Regions from separate parts of the Homo sapiens genome. Here regions 2 and 3 are each linked to region 1. The links are chromatin contacts, found by Hi-C in ENCODE. All regions are on one chromosome and are shown on one strand. The core of a region is the stretch at or near the end of the contact, and the rest is flanking DNA. Distances in the headings are between cores, read along the strand shown. Region 1 holds the start of RALBP1 (ralA binding protein 1). Region 2 holds the start of AFG3L2 (AFG3 like matrix AAA peptidase subunit 2). Region 3 holds the start of MPPE1 (metallophosphoesterase 1).

Region 1 (4,391 bases), core at 996-3,495:
TTGCCAATTTATCCAATTTTATACTGGTTTTGTGTGCAGAGAATTGCTGACTATGCCACACAGACATAGCTAAAAGTCCCTTCCACAGTTTTTTACGTAGGAACCTGTATTAGTTAGGACCTTTCAGAGTCATGTAAAAGAAATTCAACTGAATTAGTTAGGACTTTTAGAATTTTAATATGAACTGGCTTAAACAGTACAGGAAATTTGTGGTTCACAATTCTGGATAGTCTGTAAGATGGCCTTGCTCACAATCCCGAATAGTCTATAGGATAGTCCATAGAATCAAACAGGTGAGGTTTGATACTGCAGCTCAAATCATGCCACCAAACACAAGGTTCTTCTCCATCTTTCCCGCATTCATTTGACAGTACTGACTTCAACCCCAGGCTCTACTTGTTGCTGTCCCTCTAAACTCCCATCCCTCTAGGGTTTCCCCTTATAGGAGGAAAACGGTTGCCACATTTCCAGGCATCATATACTTACACCATGCTAGAGGAGCAAGGAAGCTACAGTTTACTGGAAGCCTCAGCCCCAGTCTTTGTGGGTTCATTGTTTCTGACTGGGCTTGTGACCATCTCTGCTGCTAGAGGGAATGGTTATGTTGCCTGGCTTAAATGGAAGGAATAAATGCTCAAGTGGCAGCCAACAAATACATTCAATATCCACACATATTGGCTCCAAATAATAAATCAATGAATGAGTGGGCTCACCCACTTAGGCTCACATGCTCACAGCACTTAAAGAGCTCCACAAACCATGCCCTCCAAATGAAACCACGGTCTACATTCTGCCAGCTCTTTCTCCCTTTCCATTTCTCCTTTCTTCTCTTTCACACCCTCACCTTTGGCTAGGCCACTCGATGTTGCAAGAAACACGTCCATCAGCAATTGCCTCAGTAGAAAACTCCCTCTGCTCCCCTCCTGCATCCACATAGCAGCTTCAGGCAAGGCCTCCATAAGGCCCAGCGTGGATCAGTGCCTGCCCCTTGGCCGAATCAGTGCTGTCACAGGCAGAGAATTGTCACTGCCATGCTCACCTGCCCAACCCAGTGGTCAGAGAAGACTGTTCTACTGCGAGAGGAGCCATGAGAAGGCTTTTCCGAAAGTCAAAGACCAATGGCTACCTCAGACCATCCCGTATCCACTCGTGGGAGGCCCCTGAATGAATCTAAGGCCCCAGGGGTTGAACTTTACTGAGTAGGGAGCGCAGAGTACTAGGGACAAATTTACCGCCCGCTTTGAGGAAAGCTGATGTGGGAGCAGAGAGCAAGATGGATAGCAGCGGCCAATCTAAACGGGCAACGAAGTGCCACAGAGTGCTGCACGTAGGAATGCGAGTGACAGGTAGGGTCGTCTATTCCAAGTCCCTCCTCTCCCCTAATAAACTGCCACATTTCAGAAAACACGAAGACTGCTGAAGCCGTTTCCAGCCTTCGCTACGCATTAGCAGAGCAACTCAACAAGCCTGGGTGAAAGGCTTCTCGAAGAAATTCAGTTATCTCTACTGCCAGCCAAACACGGACTGGGCAGCTTTCCTCGGGGGCTGCTCGGTAACTGCTGAGCCGGGGGCGCGCTGAAGCCCTGCAGAAGCCCACACCCGCTTCAGGAATTCCGTGGATGTTCCCGACAGAGGTTTATTCCCGCCTATCCCTACAGGCCCACGGCGCTCTTTCCTCCAATCCCACACCCAGTCGAAGGCGGGGCAGCCGCCCCACCCAGCGGCCAGCCGGGCGGCCCCCAGTCTGGTTTAACTGGTTGGAACGACTAAAGCACGCTGGCGCAAGGAAAGCTCTCAACTTCGGGAGCTGAGGCGCAGGCTGGCCAGAGCGTGGAGAGGAAAGCCCTTTCCATCCTCAAGGCCGTTGCAGGAGATGCCCGCGAGCCACCTTCGCCAGCACCACACCGGGGTAAGCCGTCCGTCCCCGAAACCCGCAAGGCCACCGACTGCGCAGGCGCCTGCAGAGCACTGGCCCTCGGCGCGTTCTCTCGCGCTCTTCTTCAGTCTCCTCAGCGAGCCTGGGGACGAAGGGGGCGCGGTGCCTCCTGGGTGTTGTAGTTTGCTTCCTTGGCGAGAGGCCTTCGGGCTGGCTGGACGCCGGGGCCTTGGGAACTACGCCTCCCAGCGCGCCCCGCGCGAGAGCCCAGGTCGCCTGCCCTTGACGGCTTCAGCCGTCTGAGCGGAGAGGAGGATCCGGGAAGCCGGCTGCGGCGGGAGGAGGGAATGCGCGTGCGCGCTGGACCGCCTCGTCCCGTTCCGTCCCAATCATTGTAAACAGGCAGAGGCTGGGCGGGGTGGGAATGGGGCGCCCGAGGCCGGCCTGGGGCGCAGCGCAGGAGGCGGCTCCGGTGGCTGCGGCGGCAGCGTGAGCGCGAGGAGGCGGAGGCTGCGGCGGGGCGGACGGTCGCGCGGCGGCAGGCACAGGTCAGTCGCAGGGAGCGGTCGCGTGCTAGGGTCGCGGCGATACCCCTGGAGTGCCCGAGGAACCCTCTCCCGCGCCGGCCTCGCGCCCGCGTCTGTCAGGCAGCGTGTGGGGCTCGGTGCTCGCAGCGCTCGGGTTTGAAGTTGGGGGTGGGGGGCGTGGCTGCCCCTGGCGTGGGTTCCTCCCCGGAAAGCTTCGCCCCAGTTTTCGCCCCCCTTGGCCGTGCGTCCCTCCCACTGGCCGACGGGCCTCCCTTCGTGGCGTCCTCGTTTGTGGTGCTCTCGGGGGCCGGGGGTGGAGAGTTAGGAGTCCCCAGGCCTCGGGGAAGCTCTTGGGGGGCGCCTGGACAGAGGCTAGGGGACCCAGCCCTCACGGTTGGTGGATCGTGCCCGGCATAGTGGCCAGGCTCCAGGGCTTACCCAGGGGACCAGGACAGGCTCCTGGTGTCGCCCACCGCTGGCACTGAGCAGTGGGCGCCTTTGGGTGCTGCGATCCTTCCTTCAGGTTTCAGTGGGAATGGACAGACAGATCTGAAGTTGAAAATTCTTTTCACAACTCATGTTCAACTATGTGTGTTGTCAGAATGCTCTTAATGAGGTCAGTGTTCTCCCTCTTTTTTTTAAAACTGATCGTTGTGAGAGTGAAACAGGTTTTACAGAATATTTAACACCTCCGTCTTCCCTGAAGTAATTCTGCTGTTTCAAGTTTTGGGATTCAGTATTACAAAGCCTTCCTCTTGAGCAAGGCCTAGTACAATTCTTCAAGGTCCCTAGCATGTTAATTCGAGGTGTTTTGAACGTGCATATACAGGAAGTGCAGCCGTTTGGCCGTTGAGTTAGTGCTCCATCCAGCCTTGTTAGAAAAGCTTTCGCTGAATTTTTAATTTAGTGGAGTGGTCATGTTCTAATGCTGCAGTACTTTGGGGAGTATTCCATTATACTTGGCAGTTATTAACGAAATACTGAACTTGTGATAAGGTTTTGTTTTGGTGCTCAGCATTTCTAAATGAATAAGTGGGACTGTGAATAAGAAAGATCACCTCACTTTCTGTTTTTAGAGTTATTGTGGTCATTTGATAACTCCTTTCTGTCTTTGTGAAAATAATTACTGTAAGCTGGAGTGGCGGTAGTAGGGGTAGGAAGGAGGTCAGTAGAGTGGTTTCCACCTCTCATTCAAAGTATCTGGTAGATCCAAGTGGGGTAGGTTAGTTAACAGTAGCTTTTTTTTTTTTTTTTTAGTTTTTTATTTTTTGAGACAGAGTTTCGCTCTTGTTGCCCAGGTTGGAGTGCAATGGCATGATCTCAGCTCACCACAGCCTCTGCCTCCTGGGTTCAAACGATTCTGCTGCCTCAGCCTCCTGAGGGGATTACAGGCATGCGCCATCACGCCCGGCTAATTTTATATTTTTAGTAGAGACATTTTCTCCATGTTGGTCAGGCTGGTCTTGAACTCCCGACCTCAGGTGATCTGCCCGCCTAGGCCTCCCAAAGCGCTGGGATTACAGGCGTGTGCCACCGCGCCCTGCCAACAGTAGTAGCTTTTGAGAAGTGACTCTTTAAACAAGGTATCTCGAAACAATGTAATACAACTTAGTTTGCTTTCTCTTCAGGATATTGTTTCTAATTATGGATCTTATCCAGACTATTTCTCCCCTAATTTAGAATAGGAAAGTGGTATCAGAAAGTGCATAATAACTTTAATTTGTACAGTTATATTTGCATAGTTGTTTGCTTGGCAAGAAGAGATCGGGCCCAGCATGTAACCCAAAAGAATATTGTTTCTGTTTTGAAAGATCCCTGATAGAAACTTATGTTAGTTTGTATAAGAGGGTACAAGGAAAAATGCAGATTATTTAGAATACAGGAATTACTATGTAGAAAGTACTGTGACCAGGTGAAGAGGACTTAAAGATACAGAAGGCAGTGTTCCTGCCTTCAGGGTAGTTGAACCTTATCTCTTACTTTAACTG
Region 2 (4,391 bases), core at 1,173-3,672, 2.9 Mb after region 1:
AATACTAGCACTTTGGGAGGCCAAATGGATTGCTTGAGGCCAGGAGTTTGAGACCAGCCTGGCCAACAAGGTGAAACACCATCTCTACTAAAAATACAAAATTTAGCCAGGCGTAGTGGCGGGCGCCTGTAATCCCAGCTACTCGGGAGGCTGAGGCAGGAGAATTGCTTGAACCCTGGAGGCGAAGGTTGCAGTGACCCAAAATCACACCACTGCACTCCAGTCTGGGCGACAGAGCGAGACCCTGTCTCAAAAAAAAAAAAAAAAGAAAAGAAAAGAAAAGGGATCAGAGCTTGGTAAAACAGGGAAATGGATACAGGAAACCGAAAAAGGACCTACCACACGGCAGCGTGGCGTGACCATGGCGAAGAAATTGATTTAAGACTGGCAAGGGAGCCTCAAGGAGTAAAAATCATGAATGCAGGCACTATTATTCCCCCTCCCCACCCCCGCTCTTTTTTTTTTTAGGAGACAGAGTCCGTCACCCACGCTGGAGTACAGCAATGCAATCAAAACTCACTGGAGCCTCAACCTCCCGCGCCAAGCAACCCGCCTTGGCCCCCCGAGTTGCTGGGACTATAGTCATAAGTCACTGAGCCCAGGTAAGAAAAAAAAAAAAAAAACAATTTGTAGAGGCCAGGAGCTGTGGCTCAGGTCTGTAATTCCAACACTTTGAGAGGAGGAGGCGGGAGGATCGCCTGGGTCCTGGAGTTCCAGGCCAGCCTGGGCAACTGGGCAAGATGGTGAACCCTATCTTTTGGGACGGAGTCTCGCTCTGTCGCCCAGGCTAGAGTGCAGTGGCCCGCTCTTGGCTCACTGCCAGCTCCACCGCCCAGGTTCACGCCATTCCCCTGCCTCAGTCTCCCGAGCAGCTGGGACTACAGGCGCCCGCCACCACGCCCGGCTAATTTTTTGTATTTTTAGTAGAGATGGGGTTTCACCGTGTTAGCCAGGATGATCTCGATTTTCTGACCTCGTGATCCACCCGCCTGCTGGGATTACAGCCGTGAGCTACCGCGCCTGGCCTCTCCAGAAACTTTTTAAAAATCAACCACGGTGCTGTAGTCCCAGATACTCCGGAGGCTGAGGCGGGAGGATCGCTTGAGTTTGGGGCTGCAGTGAGCTGTGTTTGCGCCGCTGCACTCCGGCCTGGGCGAAGAAGCAAAACCCCGTCTCTTAAAAAATAAAAATAAAAATAAAAATCGTAGATCGGAGGGTCTGCTACCCTACCCAAGCTGGTTTCCAACTCCTGGAGTCAAGCGATTCTCCCGCCTCGGCCTCCCTAAGTGCTGGGATCGCAGGCGTGAGCCCCGGCACTAGCCTATCTCCCCTTACAGTGAAGACGTTGAGCTGACTACAAGGGCGCTGGGATAGCAGGAGGCCAAGCCAGGTTCCCGTGGCCGACCCGGGGACCTCAACCACCACCCGTACACCAGTGCAAGGCTGAGGAACCGTGTCACTTAAACAGTGAGAGCGACTATTCGACACGTGAACCTTTCATTGAGACTGATCACGGCCATGGTTCTGTCAACACTCTATCATTATGTCAGAAACACGTATCAGGTCCCGTGTGTGTATCTAGAGGGATGGCTACCAACAGAGAAAGAGCCTCCTGCTGAGAGCAGGCCCTGATATGCAACGAACACAGAGTCCCTGCTATGAAAAGGTGACATTCTTAATAATAATAGCTAATACTGCCAGTCCTGGAATGCCCGCAATGGCCCCATTCAACAGACGGGAACACGGAGACTCGGAGAGGTTAGGCAGCCCGACTCCAAAACCCGTCCTTGCGACTACATCGTGCTCGTGCTGCTGACTCAAAATTACAGACGCCTTCGTTCCGTGCTCCGGGGACACGAAAGCGGGGACAAGGACGGCCACCAAGCCAACATGACCTTCGAGGCTTCAACCGCCCCGGTGAAGCGCGAAAACCCGGCTCTACTGAAGCTGCGCGTTTTCAAAACTTGAATCCCACAGGCAGGGCTGAGCGCGAATCGGCGCTCCCGGGGCCGGCTGAGAGACAGCGCAGGGCGCCCAGGCCCTCGGCAGGGACGGCCCGCGTGCGGCCGGAGGGCGGGGGCCAGTGACCTTGACGTCCGCTCTCCCGAGCCGGAAGTGGGCCCGAGGCAGGGTGGAGGGCGCCGGGCGCCCAGGTAGGACTCACCGTCCGGAGGCAGGGCTGCTCGCCCGGGCCCACGCCGCCAGGCACGAGGAGCTGCTGTAGGCCGCGGGGCCAGCAGCCGCCCCGGCCCCACAGCCGCAAACAGCGGTGCGCCATGGCCGCCGCCGTGGCCCTCTCGGCCCGGGACGCTGCGCAGGCGCGGGCAGGCGACGACTGGCGGCCTCGGGAAGCGGGCTCGGCTCGGGGAAAGGCCGCCAGGCAGCGAAGCGCGCCGGCGGCTCACGGAGGAGCCCAAGCTCTCAACGCGGCGTCTCCTGCCGCCAGCCCCGCCCCGGCGCGCTGACGTCGGCGTCTCCTCTCCGAGGCCCGCCGCGACCTCCGCCAGTGCAGAAGACAGGACCAAATGGGAGGAGCATGGGGGCGGGACCGGAGGCGGGGGCCGACGGAGCAGCGTTGGGGGCGCGGCAGGAGGCGGGGCCGAGAAGGACCCTGGAGGGCAAGGGGGAGCTAGAGGCGGGGACCGGGCCGAGGGAGGACTCGGGAGGGCGAGCGAGAGCTGGGGGCGGGGCTGATGGCGCACGTGGGGGGCGTGGCTGGAGGTGGGGCCGAGGAAGGACTAGGAGAGCGAGCAGGAGCTGGAGGCGGGGCCGACGGAGGGGTGTGGGGGGCGTGGCTGGAGGCGGGGACTAAGGGGAGACGCGTGACTGGGATCCTGGGCTTCCGAGCCTGGGCAGCCGGGTGGGCCAGCCAGTAGGAGCGAGGGGGAAGTAGCGAAGGCCCCAGCGGCGGCAGATGGAAGGACCCTCCGAGCGCCAGCTGAGTCATGGGGTGGTGCTAGGCTCTGGAGACACCGAAGCACACATTCCTGACCCCTGGGAGGGCGATGCGAAGATTCACAAGCAGCAGGGAATGTTGGGGCTGTGCCGTGCAGCCTGCGCTCTAGGAACCCTGTCGGGGAACTGGTTCTCGGAGAGCAAGTCGAGTCTTCCAGGTAGTGGAAACTACACATTGTTTCCTGTACCGTGACAGCGGAGGAAAAAGGAGAGGTCTTTGAACTGAGGTGGGGGACTTGGGGGTTTTTCTGAGACGGGCTCTCGCTCTGTCGCCCAGGCTGGCGACGCTGGACCTCAGGCAAAGGACAGTAATCCTTGAGAGACAGGAGACAAAACCAGGTGAGTCCTGTGATTACCCCAGTGGCAGTAAAACAATAACAAAAAGATATACCAGATACACCATCATACCATGCTCACACAAAAGAAAACTGAGTAGACAAATAGATTTTAGGGCAAGGAAATTCCAAAGAAAATTAATTGCAGGGAAAAGAATATCACTAAGGATGAAGAGGATCGGGTTTCTTTTCCAGAGACAGGGTCTCAGTCTGTCACTTAGGCTGGAATGCCATGGTGCAATCGTAGCTCACTGCAGCCTCTAACTCCTGGGCTCAAGGGATCCTCCTGCCTCAGCCTCCCAAGTAGCTGGGACCACACACGCTCGACCACACTCGACTTTTTTTATTTTGTGTAGAGTTGAAGTCTCACTTTGTTGCCCAGGCTAGTCTCAAACTCCTGGCTTTAAGCAATCCTCCTGACTCAGCCTCCCAAAGTGCTGGGATTACAGATGTGAGCCACCCACATCTGGCCAAGAGAATTATTATTATTATTATTATTATTATTATTATTATTATAAAGGGGTCAGTTCATCAGTAGGACATAACAACCCTAAACATCTTTGTTCCCATTAACAGAAGCTTAAAATACATGGAGCAAAGACTGACAGAACCACAACTTCCAATTATATTTGGAGATTTCAAATCCTTCTTTTGATAATTGACAGAACAATTAGACAGGAAAATAGTAAGTATATAGAAGACTTAAACACAACCAACTAAATCAAATAGACATTTATAGAAAACTACTCATAACAACAGAATACACATTATTTTCAAGTTTTCACAGAGCACTTATCAAAATAAACCATATTGTAGGCCATAAAAATATTAAGAGGAGTCAAGTCATATAAAACATATTTTCTATCCACAATGAAATTAAATTAGAAATCAGTATCAGAAATAGGCTGAGGTGAGAGGATCACTTGAGCCCAAGAGTTCCAGACAAGCCTGGGCAAAACAAAGACCTCGGCTTCAAAAAAGAAAAAACTAGACAGAAAATGAAGTAAAACCAAAGAACAGAAAGAAGATAAAAGTAAAAATCAATAAAATTAAAAACTAAAAGACATAGAGAAATGAATGAAATCAAAGTGTGTTCTTTGA
Region 3 (4,391 bases), core at 350-2,849, 2.4 Mb after region 1:
GTGGCACATGCCTGTAATCCCAGCTACTCGGGAGGCTGAGGCAGGAGAATCGCTTGAATGCGGGAGGCGGAGGTTGTAGTGAGCCGAGATCGCGCCATTGCACTCCAGCCTGGGCAACAAGAGCGAAACTCCGTCTCAAAAAAAAAAAAAAAAAATTTATCTTTGAACTTTTCAATTTGTATTTATTTATTTATTTATTTTTAGAGATAGGGTCTCACTCCACCGCCCATTGTAAATCAAAAATGAAATCCTAAGACCCCTCAACCATCTGCATGGACCCCACCAAGGGCATTCCAGAGTTAACCTTGTTTTAGGTTGTTTTAAGCAAAACTTGTTTAGGCCATGATGGGAAGTGGGGGTGGAACTTGACACATTTCATCCTCCTCCCTTTTAGAATTCAGGAAAAGCAGACCAGCATTTAACATGCTGGACACTTAACTTACCTGGAGGCTTCATCTGCATGATAAAACTTCAGTCTCCACAGCCTCTTATTGTAACCCAAACATTCCTTTCCATTGATAATAAATCTTTCAACCAAATGCCAATCAGAAAATTTTCAATCTACCTATAACCCGGAAACCCCCGACCCACCCACCTCCTCAGCTGTCATACCTTTATGGACCGAACCAATGTACATCTTAATCTTACATGTATTTGACTGATGACTCATGGCTCCCCTAAAATGCATAAAACCACACTGGGCCCCGACCACCTTGCGTACGCGTTCTCAGGGTCTCCAAATGGCTGTGTCACCAGCCATGGTCACTCATATTTGGCTCAGAATTAATCCCTTCAAATATTTTATAGAGTTTTGACTTTTTGTCAACCGCAGGCTGCGTCACAGCTCGCTGCAGCCCCAAACTCCTGCGCTGAAGCGATCCTTTCCCCCACAACTTCTCGAGTAGCAGGGACTTCAGGTGCGTGCCACTACACCTGGCTTTTTTTTTTTTTTTTTTTGGTACTTTTGTTGTTATGGTGGGGGCGGGGGACTTGCTATGTTGCCCAGGCTGGTCTCGCATCTCTGGGATCAAGCCATCCTCCCACTTCAGCGTCCCAGAGTGCTGGAATTACAGGCCTAAGCAACGGCACCCAGCCTATCTTTTAATTTTTAACTTCAAAGTTATCGTTAAAAATCTAATCCCCCCAAAATATGAAAAAAATACTTAATATGCACTGACCTGTAGTTTTTCTCTAATTCACTATCTTAAATATATTAATTGCAATCTCATCAACTGCGACTTGCATTTGAAATTTTCCACCTTAAACGGTATTTTTTGATAAGATGGATTTTTTAAAAAATCTACACCAGCAAACTAGAGTGAGAGACCCCTGCAAAGTAATACATGGGCCTTAAGTCACCGAGATTTTCCAGCAAATAATTTGCAGAATGCTGTTTTTCCTAGGTTAACTTGCAATCCTAACACGGAAGGAGGTTCCGTTTTTAGAAGTTTAAATGTTGTCACACGGGCGCAAGAATACATACAACAGCCATGCTTTCCAGCTCTGCGCACAACGCCAGGCAGATGGGGAGCACCGGGCGGTGCGGGAGCCCTTTCACCAGGGCAGGGTGGCTTCGGTGGCCGAGGGACCCGGGAACTGCAGCCGGAGCCGGCGCGCACCCAGCCAACTTCCTGTTTCCGCGGTAGCGCGCGGGCCTGTCACTGAAGCCCCGCCCCGGCGACCTCAGGCGGGCGGGGAAGACCGAGTCTTCCCGGAGCCGCTTCGTCCGCCCGGCGCCGGAGTCCCACGGCCGGTTTGCGGAAGCGGGTCGTCTGAAGGGGCCCGGCGGGTGGCTCCCGGGTCTCCGCGGCCTGTGATCCCCAGAGCGGACAACCGCAGCTGGGGCTCCGTGCGCAACTCGGAGTAAAGGCCGGAACCTACGCTCGGCGGCCGCGTCCCGGCCCCTAGCGCCCTCCGCGAAGTGCCTGGCAGGCTCGGCAGTCTGAGTGTCGCGTTACAGAGTCCCCTGGGCAGTCACCGCTGAAGGGCGGGGGACGCGGGAAAGGCATTTTGGGGACACAGGAGAGCTGCGAGGGCGAAGCACGGGCGAGCTGTCGTTAGGGCCCAGGAAAGGCCCGTTGCGGGGCGCACAGGCGGGCAGGGGAACTCGCGCCCCGCGCCGCGCGCCCGGCCTCCTGACGCCAGGGCCGGCTTCTGAGCACAGCCACCGCGGCGGCCGGGGGCGGCCACTGCTCCCCGCGAGCCCGCTTCCGCGCCCCAGAAGCCCCCAGAGCCCGCGTCCGAGCTCCAGGCCTTGGAGGAGCCAGGCGGGCAGCTGACAGCCCCGGAGCCGCTCCCGGGTTCCGCGCGCGGTGGCAGCCAGGCCGTGCCTCCCCGTTCCCCTCCCGCGCCGCGCTGCCCCTCCGGGACCCACCAGGCCTGGCTGCGCCTCTTTCCTCTCCTCCCCCGGAGCCTTGGAAAGTGCCCTCCAGAGATGTGCTTAGGAAGTGTGTGATGAATAAAGGAGACAATCAGGATAACTATAATATTTATTATGCACTTGCTTTTTTCTCACTGATGTTACTAATTTTAATGGTGTAGCGCGGCGCGTTCCAGTTTTCTAAGTGCTCTCACATCCGTTCAAAAAATCCTCAAAATAAGCCTGTATATTAAAAGCAGGAGCCATTATTTCATATTTCAAGAAGTAAACATGCTCAGAGTAATAATCCACATAGAGCCTTCCAACCAGTCAATTCTGGTACATTTTCACAAATCTATGAGTGTGGTTAATACACGGAGATGTGGTTTGAGGAATTATATAGGACACAGCCAGCAAAATGCCTGGTATACAATAAGTATGCGGTAAATGGTTATTATTATTAAGAATATTGTAATATCTTCAGATATGATCAGGTGAACAACTTTGACATAATCGAAACTGGGACAGCCTGATTCCATAAACACACTAATATGGCACCGTGGATTGTTTGCAGCCTCACCTCTAAAGTATTCTCTCTGACTAACAAAGAAAGGGAAACTAGAACCAGTTAAGCTTATAACACTAATCACAGGCTAAAGGAAATACAGGGGCCAAATGAACCCATTAGATTACACCACCAGGAAGTAATCTGCCAAATCCAGAATGTGGGAAATTCTACAAACCAAATGACCCAATTTCTTTTTTCAAAAATAAATGTTCAGAGGCTGAAGTGGGAGGATTGCTTAAGGCCAGAGTTCAAGGCTGTAGTGAGCTATGATCACAGCTGTGAATAGCCACTGCACTCCAGGCTGGGCAACACAGCTAGACCCCCCATGTCTTTAAAAAAAAGAGGGTGGGGGGACCTTGAGAGACACATTAGCCAAATGCAATTTGTGGACCTTGTTTGGGTCATGATTAAGACAAACAAACTTTTACATAAATAAATGGCATTTTTAAAAACATTGGCGGCCAGGCGCGGTGGTTCTTGCCTGTAATGCCAGCACTTTGGGAGGCCGAGGCGGGCAGATCAGGAGGTCAGGAGATCAAGACCATCCTGGCTAACACGGTGAAACCCCGTCTCTACTAAAAAAAAAAAAAAAAAAAAAAAAATTAGCCGGGTGTAGTGGCAGGTGCCTGTAGTCCCAGCTACTCGGGAGGTTGAGGCAGGAGAATGGTGTGAACCCGGGAGGCAGAGCTTGCAGTGAGCCCAGATCACGCCACTGCACTCCAGCCTGGGCGACAGAGTGAGACTCCATCTCAAAAAAAAAAAAAAAAATTGGGAAACTTAAACATGGACTGAATGTTAGGTGACATTAAATAACTTCAGGTAATTTTATTACGATAATACCATAGTGGCTATGATTTTTAAAGGCCTCAGAGAAACATATTAACATATTTACAGGCAAATTATATTATTTCTGGGATTTGCTTTAATAAAATTTAATAACAAATTCCTGGAGTTTTTTAGAGAACAAAGTGAGAGATAGGAGAAACAATATTGGCAAAGTGTTTAATGTTTAAGCAAGGAGATGGGTACATGGGCATTGTGCTAGGCCTAATTATGCCCCCCAAACATGCCCACATTCTAATCTTCAAACCTGTGAACAAGTTACCTGACATGGCAAAAGGGGCTTTGCAAGTATGCGATGAAGAACCTTGAGATGGGAGATGATCCTGGATTATCCCAGTGAGCCCAGTCTCATTGGGTCCTTCCGAGAACCTTTACCTGCAAATGAGAATTGGAAAGAGACGTAACACTGGAAGGAAGTTCAGAGAGATTCAACCTGACAAGGATGTGGCCGCTGGTGCTGACTCCGGAGATGGAGGAAGGGGCCACAAGCCCAGGAATGCCACAGGTGGCCTCTCAAGGTGGAAAAGGCAAGGAATGAATGATCCTGCAGATGCTCAGGTGTCCTGCCATCACCTGAGTTTTAGCCCAGTGAGCCCCGTGTGGGCTCCTGACCTACAGGAC

What was found. Hi-C counts contacts between places; a loop is a spot of excess contacts on that map. Pooled maps may share reads with other maps.
Region 2: a loop to region 1 is called in a map of CD4-positive, alpha-beta T cell, with 6 times the contacts of the local background. The contact joins the promoter of AFG3L2 here to the promoter of RALBP1 in region 1. A Hi-C loop is called at or near these places in 2 of 168 maps with a recorded cell type or tissue (CD4-positive, alpha-beta T cell and naive thymus-derived CD4-positive, alpha-beta T cell), 1 of 37 single-sample maps with no recorded cell type and 11 of 50 pooled maps.
Region 3: a loop to region 1 is called in a pooled map, with 9 times the contacts of the local background. The contact joins the promoter of MPPE1 here to the promoter of RALBP1 in region 1. A Hi-C loop is called at or near these places in 8 of 50 pooled maps.

The regions. Positions count from the first base shown.
Region 1 is chr18:9,473,268-9,477,658 of GRCh38, forward strand. It overlaps RALBP1 (ralA binding protein 1), which reads left to right and starts at 2,246. Exons shown (of 10, transcript NM_006788.4): 1 at 2,246-2,424. RefSeq lists a silencer at 2,177-2,586 and enhancers at 2,210-3,078, 2,817-2,876.
Region 2 is chr18:12,374,805-12,379,195 of GRCh38, forward strand. It overlaps AFG3L2 (AFG3 like matrix AAA peptidase subunit 2), which reads right to left and starts at 2,423. Exons shown (of 17, transcript NM_006796.3): 1 at 2,165-2,423. The coding sequence starts at 2,278. RefSeq lists a silencer at 1,988-2,887 and enhancers at 2,660-3,191, 3,192-3,721.
Region 3 is chr18:11,906,718-11,911,108 of GRCh38, forward strand. MPPE1 (metallophosphoesterase 1) reads right to left here and starts at 1,600. Exons shown (of 11, transcript NM_023075.6): 1 at 1,484-1,600. LOC101927511 (a long non-coding RNA gene) reads right to left here. Exons shown (of 4, transcript XR_007066296.1): 4 at 3,832-4,145. RefSeq lists a silencer at 1,993-2,392.